2 separate regions of the Homo sapiens genome follow, and region 2 is linked to region 1. A link is an interaction called in ENCODE POLR2A ChIA-PET data of the cell type or tissue named here. Cell type or tissue: HepG2. All regions are shown on one strand. Each heading gives the region's core, and the rest is flanking DNA. Links, peaks and the distances in the headings are about the cores only.

Region 1 (5,366 bases), core at 20-5,019:
GGATGGCCGGGACTCCTTGGCCCTCGCCTGGCTTTCCACCCCTCCTGGCTTCCCGCACCAGCCGGGCCCGCAGCTCACCTGCCGGCAGCTGGGGCGAAGCCGTAGTCGGCGCTGCCGGGCGCTTTGTGCTTGGCCTCCGCGGCGCCCCGGGCGGCGCCCTCCAGGGACAGCCTCGGCGCGTGCAGGCCTCCGGGGGGCGCGCGACCCGCCGAGTTCACGCGCCGCATCTCGGGGCCTCCGGGCTGCGGCCCGAAGCAGTTGGGAGAGCTCAGGCTGCGGCCGGTGCCACCGTGGGGTAGCCCTGGGCCTCGGTGCGGCTCCCCGACGTACAGGCGCTTCTTTATGAGCGAGCGGCCCCCTCCCGAGAAGCGCTCCAGGCCCCCAGCCCCGGCGTAGCGCGCGCCCGCGGGAAAGCGCGAGAAGCCGAGAGCCGGGGGCGCCCCGGGGCCAGCGTTCGGGAGCTGCCTCAAGTCTGAGTAGTTGTTCCGGGGAGGGGAGCTCTGGCGGCCCAGATACTGGAGGGCCGGGGCCGGGGGCTCAGGGTCATTGCTGAACTCTGGCGGCGGTGGGATGACCTCGAAGTTGAACTCCTCCTCCTCCTCCTCCCTCTTGTTCGAAGGAGAAGGTGGGGAGGAGAAGGACTTGGGCAGCGGGTGGCCCTGGGGGAGGTTGGAGGGAGCTACTCTTTCCCAGGCCACAGGGGCCTGGGGCTCTGGCTTTGTCCAGTTGTGCCTGCGGCTCAGCTCTGTGCCCTCTGCGTCTCTTCCCAGCCGCGGCCCCCACTTATTGGGTATTTCGGTCGTCAGCGGGGAGTCCTTCTCAGCCTCCTTGGGTAACTTGGGCACCACAGTGAAGGAGTTGGGCGTGCCCTGGCTGTGGAAGATGCTGTCAGAGCTGGCCTCGGCTTGGTGGCTGTGGTCACGGAGACTTCCTGGCAGAGAGGACCGACCCAGGGCAGCCCCTACAGACCTTCCCTTCTGAGCCCTCTGCCTGGCCGCCAGGAGCAGGGCCATCGGCGAGCCCCGCTCCACCACCTCCCCAGTCACCGGGTGCCTGAGGAGTTCATCAGTGGGCTGGGCCGAGGCAGGAGGCTTGGCTGGCAGCCCTGGGGGCTCCTTCACCTCCACGGGCTCCCCTGGCCCTGCAGCCCCTCCTCTGGCCAGGGTGGGCATCACCACAGCAACCTCACGGCTGAGGCTGCTCTGGTGGCAGTGGGGCTTGTAGAGACATGGCACCTCTCCTCCACCAGGAGATGTCTTTGGTGGGAAGGCTGCAGATGAGCGGGCTCCCTGTGTGGGCAGCCTAGTGGCCTCTGAGGGGGACCCCTCTCCCCTTGCCTGGGAGGGAGTGGAAACTTCTTGAGATGCTGGCTTCTCTGGCTGGCCAGCTGGGCCTGAGTCCTTCTCTGCCATCAGTTGGGATGTGGTGGTGGGCAGAGTTGTGGCTGTAGATGCTATGGCAGGGCCAGATGTGGCCTTGAGTGGTGTGGTTGGCCCAGATGTGGCCTTGAGTGGTGTGGCTGGCCCAAGTGTGGCCTTGGGTGGTGTGGCTGGCCAAAGTGTAGCCTTGGGTGGTATGGCTGGCTCAGGTGTGGCCTTGGGTGGTATGGCTGGTCCCAACATAGCCTTGGGCTGGAGTGATGTAGTTGGCAGCAGGGTGGTGGATTGAGGTGGCAGATTCTTGGCCACAGGCTTGGAGAGTTTGTCATCATCAGCCCCGTTTTCACAAATTCTTCCCCCTTCTAGCCGAGGCTTAGGGGGCAGAGATCCTATGCTGGGCTTAGCCTCCTTCTCTGCTGCTGAGGAGAGCCGGGCCTCCAGCTCATTCCGGATCTGCCGCACACTGGGAGTTGGAGAGTCTTGGGGAATGTAGTCCACAGAGGGCAGGGTCAGGCTGGGGGCAGCCTCTGTCTCTGTCAGGCTGCTGCCGCCAAGACTCTTTTCAGGAACACCTGGGGGAGTGTCCTTTGCTGGCAGGCTCAGGAGAGTCTCCTTCTCAGGCAGGCGGGGGCCCTTCTTGCCCTCCTTGCTCTGAGGGGCCACTGTTGGGCCTGGCCTGTGACTGAGGAATCGGTCCTCTCTCCTGGAGCCACAGAGATAGGCTGCCAGCTCGTTCCGCAGCTTTTCCATCTGGCTGGGGTCCCTCCAGTCCACAGGTGCTGAAGACGCTGTGTTCTCTGGGCTGGGGGGGTTGGGTTTGGGTTTGAGAGCAGGAGAGCTGGATTTAGGGGTTTTTGTAAACCCAGCAGGTGGATGGGCTGCCTTCTGAGCACAGGGCAAAGGAGGTGCAGCTGGGGGAAGTGGGGGTGCTGGGGGAGGGAGGGGGGGTGCAGGAGGGGGCAGGGGAGGGGCTGGAGGCGGAGTCCCAGCTCGTTCATCTGCTTGGGACTGGGACTGGCCAAGCCTTGGGCTGGCTGGTGCTGTGGCCTTGAGCTCCCCAGGGCAGTCTGGCTCGGGGGCCCTGTCTGGGTAGACCTGGGAGGCGGGGCGGATGTGGAAGCTGGGAGGCAGTGGGAGTCGGCTGGGAGCCTTCTTGGTGGCCCCCTCTTCCTTTCGGGGAGCCTCTTGTGCTTCCTGAACTGGGATGGACGAAGTCCTGACTGGGGTTGGGGGAGGCACTTTGAAAGAACGGGGGAAGGTGAGATGGGGCTCTGGGTTAGGTCCCAGGGCGCTCCCCTTTGGCTCAGCAGGGCTTCTCGGGGGGCTGGCTCTGGTGGCCTCTGCCTGCCTGCCATTCAGTGCTACATCTGATTTCCACTTGGTGACACCCCCAGGGGGAAAGAGACGAGTCCCCACTGTGTGAGGAGATGCTGGAGCTGGGGGTGCTGGGGCTGGCACAGGAGGCGGTGGGGGGGCTAGAAAGGCCAAGGGTGGGGCAGGGGGAATGAAGTCAGGAGGGGTGGGTATGGATGGGGAGGAAAGAGTGTGTGGTGGGGATAGGGCCTCCAATACTGGGGGTGGAGGTGGGGCCATGCTGGGCGGGGGTGGGGGTTCCAGCAGCAGGGGAGGTGGTGGGGGTGCTGTGGAAGGTGGAGATGGCAGTGGCGACCCCCCTGGAGGTTCTGAAATGTCCTGAGGGGGCCCTGGGGCTGGGCCTGGGGGAGGTGGGGGGATGAGTAGATCCTGGCCATATTGTCCAGGCCTCAGGTCACCCACAGAGCTGTACAGTCGGAGGTTGCCATTGACTAGTGAGCTGGTACCTGAAAGAAGGAGAGGCAAAGATGGGGGGCAGGAACAAGGCAGACTAGCCCTGCCAATTTCTGTTTACCCAGGGCAGGGGCAGGGGTGGGCACCCAAGAGAATGACTGGATCATTTTCTCCTGAACACCAAGAGAGGGAGCAGCCCTGTGTCCAGTCTCCTGAGCTGTCCTGGGGGTGTCCCCCCTTCTTTCTAGGGAGCGTCTCCTGCCTGTCCCTGGCACAGCCTTTGAAGCCTGTATGGAATTACCTCCATTTGCCTCCCCAGAGTCACCCTCTAACCTGTGCCGGGACTCCCTTGCCCCCTGAGATGGGGGGTGGGGACAAGAGGGCCAGGGCACTGATTCCTCTGGCTGCCTCCTGGCTGCGTCACAGGTTGGCAGCAGCTGTCTTTCCTGCCCCGCAGACACAGGTCCTGTCGGGGTGTCCCTCTCCCACTATGTTCAGTCCCTGGGTGTCACTGTCCCCAGGAGACAAGAGTCGCCTAACCAAGCTCACACTCTGGTATACTGTCCCTTTACTCAACTCTCTTCAGTTATCCCCTTTGAGTGCGCCATCTGTTTCTTGCTGGGACCTTGACCTTGGCCAAGCCAGAAAGTCCAGGGTTCAAATCCCAGCTCTACCACTTATTAGATGAGTGACCTTGAACACACTAATTAACCTTGCTGAGCCTCAGTTTCCTCATCTGTCAAAGGGGCATGATGTCAGTGCTCGCTTCTTACAGCTGTTGTGAGGATTAAATGAGAGAATCCATGCAAATACACAGAAAGGGCTTGTCATGGTGCCAGGCCTCCAGTAGGCATTTAATAAAATGGAACCACTTTGATTCCTACCATCTGTGCTTAACTTTTCAGACTGTGTGAGACAGGGAAGGTGGGAAAGAGATAGGAAGTCATGGGGCAGGGGCGAGAGACCTCCTCAGTGAGGAAGGCTGGGTGAGAGACCCGCAGGAGGGAGCAATTTGCACAAACTACTCCTGCTTTCTAAAGACCCTGAAACTATTAAGAACCCAGCTGTCCACTTCATAGAGAATGGAGGCAGATTCTGGACTGCAGAATAGAACAGGGGTGTGCAGAAGGAAGGTGGCCTGGACAATCTGGGTGCTAAAGAGATGCTGAGAGCCCCTGGCCCCAGCAGCGCACATCCCTCTCTTGTCCTCGGACCAGGTCCCCAGCCCCTCTCCCAGAGTCTACTTCCTTCTTAGGGGCACCCATCCTTTGCTCCCCTCCTCTCAGTCCCTAACAGTGTGGCGAACCTGGGGAGTGTGCGGCTCTGAAGGGCTCCTCCCAGCTGCCTGACTTCAAACTGAAGAAACCAAGAGTGGGGAAGGGGAAAACTAACATTCACTGAGCACCCAACTGTCAGGCAGGACTTAGGAGCTGGGGTACAGCAGCAAAAAAACCAACAAAACAAAAAACAGACAAACACTGGTCCTCCTAGGGAGCTTACGCTTGAACGGGACAATGAACATAATGTGTGAGTACATTATTATCACATTAGAGGATGAGTGCGATGGGAAAAAACACCAGCAGGGGAGGGGTGCAGCAGGTGCAATTTAAATAGGGCAGTCCGGCCGGGTGCGGTGGCTCACACCTGTAATCCGAGCACTTTAGGAGGCTGAGGCAGGTGGATCACGAGGTCAAGAGATAGAGACCATCCTGGCCAACATGGTGAAACACTGTCTCTACTAAAAATACAAAAATTAGCTGGGCATGGTGGTGTGCACCTATGGTCCCAGCTACTCAGAGGCTGAGGTGGGAGAACTGCTTGAACCCGGGAGGCAGAGGTTGCAGTGAGCTGAGATCACACCACTGCCCTCCAGCCTGGCAACAGAGCGAGACTCCATCTCAAATAAATAAATAAATAAATAAATAAAGCAGTCTGAGAAGGCCTCGCAGAGAAGGTGACATTTGAGCAAAGAAGGGAGGAGTGAGGGAGACGGCCACACAGATGCCTCGCAGAAGAGCATTCTAACCTGAGAGGTCTGCAGTGCAAAGACCCCAAGGCGGAAATGTGCCTGGGGTATTTCAGGAGCAACAGGAGATGCTGTGGCCGGGGCAGTGTGGGAGGGGAAAGCAAGCAAGCAAAGTGGCCAGACTCCGGTCAGACTCCAGCAGTCCTTGCAAGAACCTTTTCTCTGAGTGACACGGGAAGCCATTAGTGAGTTTG
Region 2 (5,366 bases), core at 367-5,366, 98 kb after region 1:
TATAACTTGATTTAACCTCTGGCCGAGGAATTTAAAATTCAATTGGTTTTTCATGTGGGTCAGTTGCCCATGACCTGCCCTATAAATAAATGTCGCTGAGCTACTGAGTTATAAATATATCATTTTAAAGAGGATTAGAAATCCAGCCGGGCATGGTGGCTCAAGCCAGTAATCCCAGCGCTTTGGGAGGCTGAGGTGGGCGGATCACTTGAGGTCAGGAGTTTGAGACCAGCCTGGCCAACACACCGAAACCCCATCTCTACTAAAAATACAAAAGTTAGCTGGGCGTGGTGGCGGGTGCCTGTAATCCCAGCTACTCAGGAAGCTGAGGCACGAGAATCGCCTGAACCTGGGAGGCAGAGGTTGCAGTGAGCCGAGATTGTGCCACTGCACTCCAGCCTGGGCGACAGTCAGACCCTGTCTCAAAAAATAAACAAATAAATAAATAAAAATAAAATAAATAAATAAATAGATAAATAAAATAAAGAGGATTAAGAATCCATAGAGAGAAATGAGAGCTTGAAGTGAGTAACAATAGAAAGGATTTAAGGAGGGCAGGGTTAGGAATTGAGCAGGGGATTTGGAAAGAGAGTCCTGGGGATTGCAGGCAGTCAGCCATAAGCCTGGCTCCAGGGGCAAAGATATGCTTAAAATCGACAAACCCATGTCTTCTGAGCCCTAGTCAGGCTGGACCTGAAGCCCCACTGTGAATCATCTCCATCTGAGTGTTCTTGTGACCGAGTAGGACTCCCCTTGCTGATGCCTAAACTCTTGTGTTGCCCCCTCCCTCAGGACCAGTCTGAGCAGTGGGACCACCTAAATTGTGCCGTGTATCTTGCTTCTTGCTTTAATTCATTAATTTTTCCTCCCAGTCAATCACTTTACTTCTAAGCTTTAGACCAAGCTTATCCAATTGGAGGCCCACGGGCTGCATGCGGCCCAGGACGGCTTTGAATGCAGCCCAACACAAATTGGTAAACTTTCTTAAAACATTGTGAGATTTTCTTTCATGATTTTTTTTTTAATTAGCTATTATTAGCGTTAGTGTATTTTATGTGTGGCCCAAGACAATTCTTTCAATGTGGCCCAGGGAAGCCAAAAGATTAGACACCCCTGCTTTAGAGGAAACGAGTACATTTTGGTAACGTGAGAGGTGAACAAACCTGGAATTTAGCTTTGAATATTCTGCATTTAGTATGTGGATATTTGAGTACCTCATAGCCTGCTTACAAATTAGCTTCTAGGGCTGACCCTGTCACTAACAGCTTCATCTGTAAGCTGAAAGGGTGACTGAGTGGGCAAATAACAACTCTCTAAGCCTTGGTTTTCTGTCCTGTAAAATGGGGACAATGGTAAGTACTTCAGTGTGTTAATAAAAATCAAAGGATTTTTGGTTTGTGGCTGGGCGCTGTGGCTCATGCCTATAATCCCAGCACTTTGGGAGGCTGAGGCTGGCAGATTGCTTGAGCTTACAAGTTTGAGACCAGCCTGGGCAACATGGCAAAACCCTGTTTCTACAGAAAAAAAAAAGAAAGAAAAAAAAAGAAAAATTAGCCGAGTGTGGTGATGTGTGCCTATAGTCCCAGCTACTAAGGGGGCTGAGGTAGGAGGATCATTTAAGCCCAGGAGGCGGAGGTTACAGTGAGCCAAGATTGTCACTGCACTCCAGCCTGGGTGATAGAGCCAGAACTGTCTGAAAAACAACGCTAAGGGCTGGGTGCGGTGGCTTATGCCTGTAATCCCAGCACTTTGGGAGGCCGAGGCGGGCGGATCACGAGGTCAGGAGATCGAGACCATCCTGGCTAACACAATGAAACCCCGTCTCTACTTAAAAATACAAAAAATTAGCTGGGCGTGGTGGCGGGTGCCTGTAGTCCCAGCTACTCGGGAGGCTGAGGCAGGAGAATGGAGTGAACCTGGGAGGCGGACCTTGCAGTGAGATTGTGCCACCACACTCCAGCATGGGTGATAGAGCGAGACTCCATCTCAAAAAAACAAAAACAAAAACTCTAAGGTAAATGTTATCCCTACCCTGGAGGTAACCTGAGGTCTTTTCCAGCTGGTTCTTGAACAGTATAGCACACAAGCATCTAAAGTATCATCGGAATGGTACTGCCATTTACTGAATGTCTGTTACCTGCTCAATACTGTGCAAGGTTTTTTATCAGTTATCGAATACTCCAACCTTATTAAGCTGGAGCATTAAATATATGTCAAATGTAAGTATGTAGGTATTATTTCCTACAGACTTATTATTACCTTTACTAATGAGTACACTGAGGCCCTGACAGGGTTAAATCTCTTGCCCAAGTTTACGGCAGTCAGTGGGTTTGAACTCTTATCTGACTCATGTCTGTCTGACTCCAAAGTCCATGTTTGCTCTATTCTGTCATTCATTAGTCTTGTAATAGAACTAACTTAATAATGTAATGTAAGACAGGGATGGTTGCAGACAACTAGAAATGTTAAGAAACTAGACTAATAATTTAAAATGATTGCTTTATGTATTCACTGTGGCATGTTTAAATGGTCATAGGGCCAGGAACATATGCCATTCTTTCAAAGCACTGAAACTTGGCACTTGAACTAGTTTAGTCTGTCTTACCAGAGATCTGTAGTTATACTAAGACTCTTGGATGAGAACATGATTTTATTTAATATGAAGAAAATATAGGCTGGGCATGATGGCTGATGCCTGTAATCTCAGTATTTTGGGAGGCCAAGGCCGAAGAATCACTTGAGGTCAGGAATTTGAGACCAGCCTTGGCAACAAAGTGAGACCCCCATCTCTACAAAAAGATTAAAAAATTAGCCATGTATCATGGTACATGCCTGTGGTTCCAACTACCTGGGAGGCTGAGGCAGGAGGATCATCTGAGCCCAGGAGGTCAAGGCTGCAGTGAGCTGTGTTCATGCCACTGCACTCCAGCCTGGGCGACAGAGCAGGACCCTGACTCCAAAAAATAAAAAAATGAGCTGAGTGTGGTGGTGCACACATTTAGTCTCAGCTACTTGGGAGGCTGTGGTGGGAAGATCCCTTGAGCCCATAAGTTCGATTGTGTAGTGAGCTTTGATCGTACCACTGCACTCCAGCCTGGGCAACAGAACAAGACTCTGTCTCTACAAAAAAAAAAAAAAAAAAGAAAAAGAAAAAAGATCATCTCACTTCCTACCTGCCTTCTGGTTCATTCTATTTTTTTTCTTTTTTTTGAGATGGAGTTTCACTCTTGTTGCCCATGGCGTGATCTTGGCTCATCGCAACCTCTGAGTTCAAGGGATTCTCCTGCCTCAGCCTCCCAAGTAGCTGGGATTACAGGCATGCGCCACCACACCCTGCTAATTTTGTATTTTTAGAAGAGACAGGGTTTCTCATATTGGCCAGGCTGGTCTCCAACTCCCAACCTCACATGATCCGCCCGCCTCAGCCTCCCAAAGTGCTGGGATTACAGGCGTGAGTCACCACTCCTGGCCGGTTCATTCTATTTTTTTTTTGCCATTACTTTTAATGGCAAAAACTGCAATTACTTTTGCACCAACATATATTATCAAATCCACTCTTCTCTCACCATCTCCCATACCCACCATGGACAGAAAGTGTGACCCAGGCATTAATTCTAATTTTCAGGATATGCATTTTACTCAGAGGCCTAATTTAAAACCAACAAAAGAAAACCAAAAATCTTCTTAGCCTATCAAGATAGCTATATCCTGATAAGCTAAGAAGTTATTTTGTTTATATCATTTTTTCAGTACTGTACTTCATGCCAAACTTGTTTATATCAAGAAGCGGGCTTCAAATATGCCAAATACTTTCGTCGAAGAAATACTGCTAGTTTTGGGCCAGGCGCAGTGGCTCATGCCTGTAATCCCAGCACTTTGGGAGGCCGAGGCAGGTGGATCACGAGGTCAAGAGATCAAGACCATCCTGGCCAACATGGGGAAACCCCATCTCTACTAAAAATACAAAAATCAGCTGGGCGTGGTGGCACATGCCTGTAGTCCCAGCTACTTGGGAGGCTGAGGCAGGATAATCGCTTGAACCTGGGAGGCAGAGGTTGCAATGAGCCGAGATCGCGCCACTGCACTCCAGACCGGGTGACAGTGCAAGATTCCATCTCAAAAAAAAAAAAAAAAAAAGAAAGAAAAAGAAAAAAGAAATACTGCTAGTTTTTCTCACGTGCATGTGTGCACATGTAGTTCATTTGCTTATTTAAGCCGAGGTTTTAACACATAATTGGAAGTCCTAAACTAAGGACTTTGGTTTACATGGAGTGCTATGGTACAATCTCGGCTCACTGCAACATCCACCTCTTGGGTTCAAGCAATCCTCCTGCCTCAGCCTCCCAAGTAGCTGGGATTACAGGCGCCCACCACCATGACCAGCTAATTTTTGTGTTTTTAATAGAGATGGGGTTTTACCATGTTGGCCAGGCTGGTCTCGAACTCCTGACCTCAGGTGATCCACCTGCCTCAGCCTCTCAAAGTGCTGGGATTACAGGCTTGAGCCTCCACAACCGGCCGGGTCTATATTTATTTTTAAAGAATTACTTCAGATGAAAATGTGTCATAAATTGCTGCTTTGCTGCACATAGTTACCATTATGTTGCTCATGTTTTATTGACTAGTTCTTGATCTTCAAGTACTTATACCTGGTGTCAGTATGCTTTAGGCATTCATGAATGACAGTCAACAACTGAGCTGAAGGTCATGGGGCACAAAGCTGCAATTCTTTTAATGGTGATGACAGTAACGTAAGTCTGATACACAAGCAGTATGTATTCAACACACTGATACCTGATAGCATGTCAGGAAAAAAGAATAGGCAATGCAGTTTAAGGGGGGAAAAACTGAGAAGTCATAACTACTCCAAAGATGTGCAGGAAACCACAAAAGACATGGACCTGCTTCTACTATAAAAAGAAAATGAAGCACTTCTCTGGGGTTGCTATACCAACTGTTTCAGCCCATTGTAGTCTTGCCTCTTTCAGGGCTTTAGCCACTATTTCATTTCATGGAAAAGCAGACATCTCCTAACAAACAGAGTGACATTTACCAAAATAAAGAGGGCTTCTCAGTGAGAAGCTTAATAAAGAAAAATATTTACCTATGCTTTGCACAATTTTCTTTTTTTTTTTTTGAGACGGCGTCTCGCTCTGTCGCCAGGCTGGAGTGCAGTGGCGCGATCTCGTCTCACTGCAGCCTCCACCGGGCCCGGGTTCACGCAATTCTCCTGCCTCAGCCTCCTGAGTAGCTGGGATTACAGGCACGTGCCACCATGTCCAGCTAATTTTTGTATTTTTATTAGAGACGGGGTTTCACCGTGTTAGCCAGGATGGTCTGGATCTCTTGACCTCGTGATCCGCCTG

The links. Peaks named below come from ENCODE experiments on the same cell type or tissue, not always from the same donor. Only the 100,000 strongest peaks of a DNase experiment are listed, where the experiment ranks them.
Region 2: POLR2A ChIA-PET joins it to region 1 with 5 read pairs; 7 of 35 experiments call an interaction of 5 or more read pairs at or near these places.

What each region holds. Positions count from the first base shown.
Region 1 is chr6:42,104,385-42,109,750 of GRCh38, forward strand. C6orf132 (chromosome 6 open reading frame 132) reads right to left here. Exons shown (of 5, transcript NM_001164446.3): 4 at 79-3,199. Among named protein-coding and RNA genes, the nearest start is that of C6orf132, 36 kb to the right of the region's middle. RefSeq lists silencers at 1-9, 170-269, 290-439. In HepG2, for the core only: no CTCF peak of the experiment used is centred there; a DNase peak (open chromatin) is centred at 2,447; H3K4me3 peaks cover 323 bases.
Region 2 is chr6:42,202,102-42,207,467 of GRCh38, forward strand. It overlaps MRPS10 (mitochondrial ribosomal protein S10), which reads right to left. Exons shown (of 7, transcript NM_018141.4): 7 at 4,706-5,366. Among named protein-coding and RNA genes, the nearest start is that of GUCA1B, 9.8 kb to the left of the region's middle. In HepG2, for the core only: no CTCF peak of the experiment used is centred there; a DNase peak (open chromatin) is centred at 2,350; H3K4me3 peaks cover 292 bases.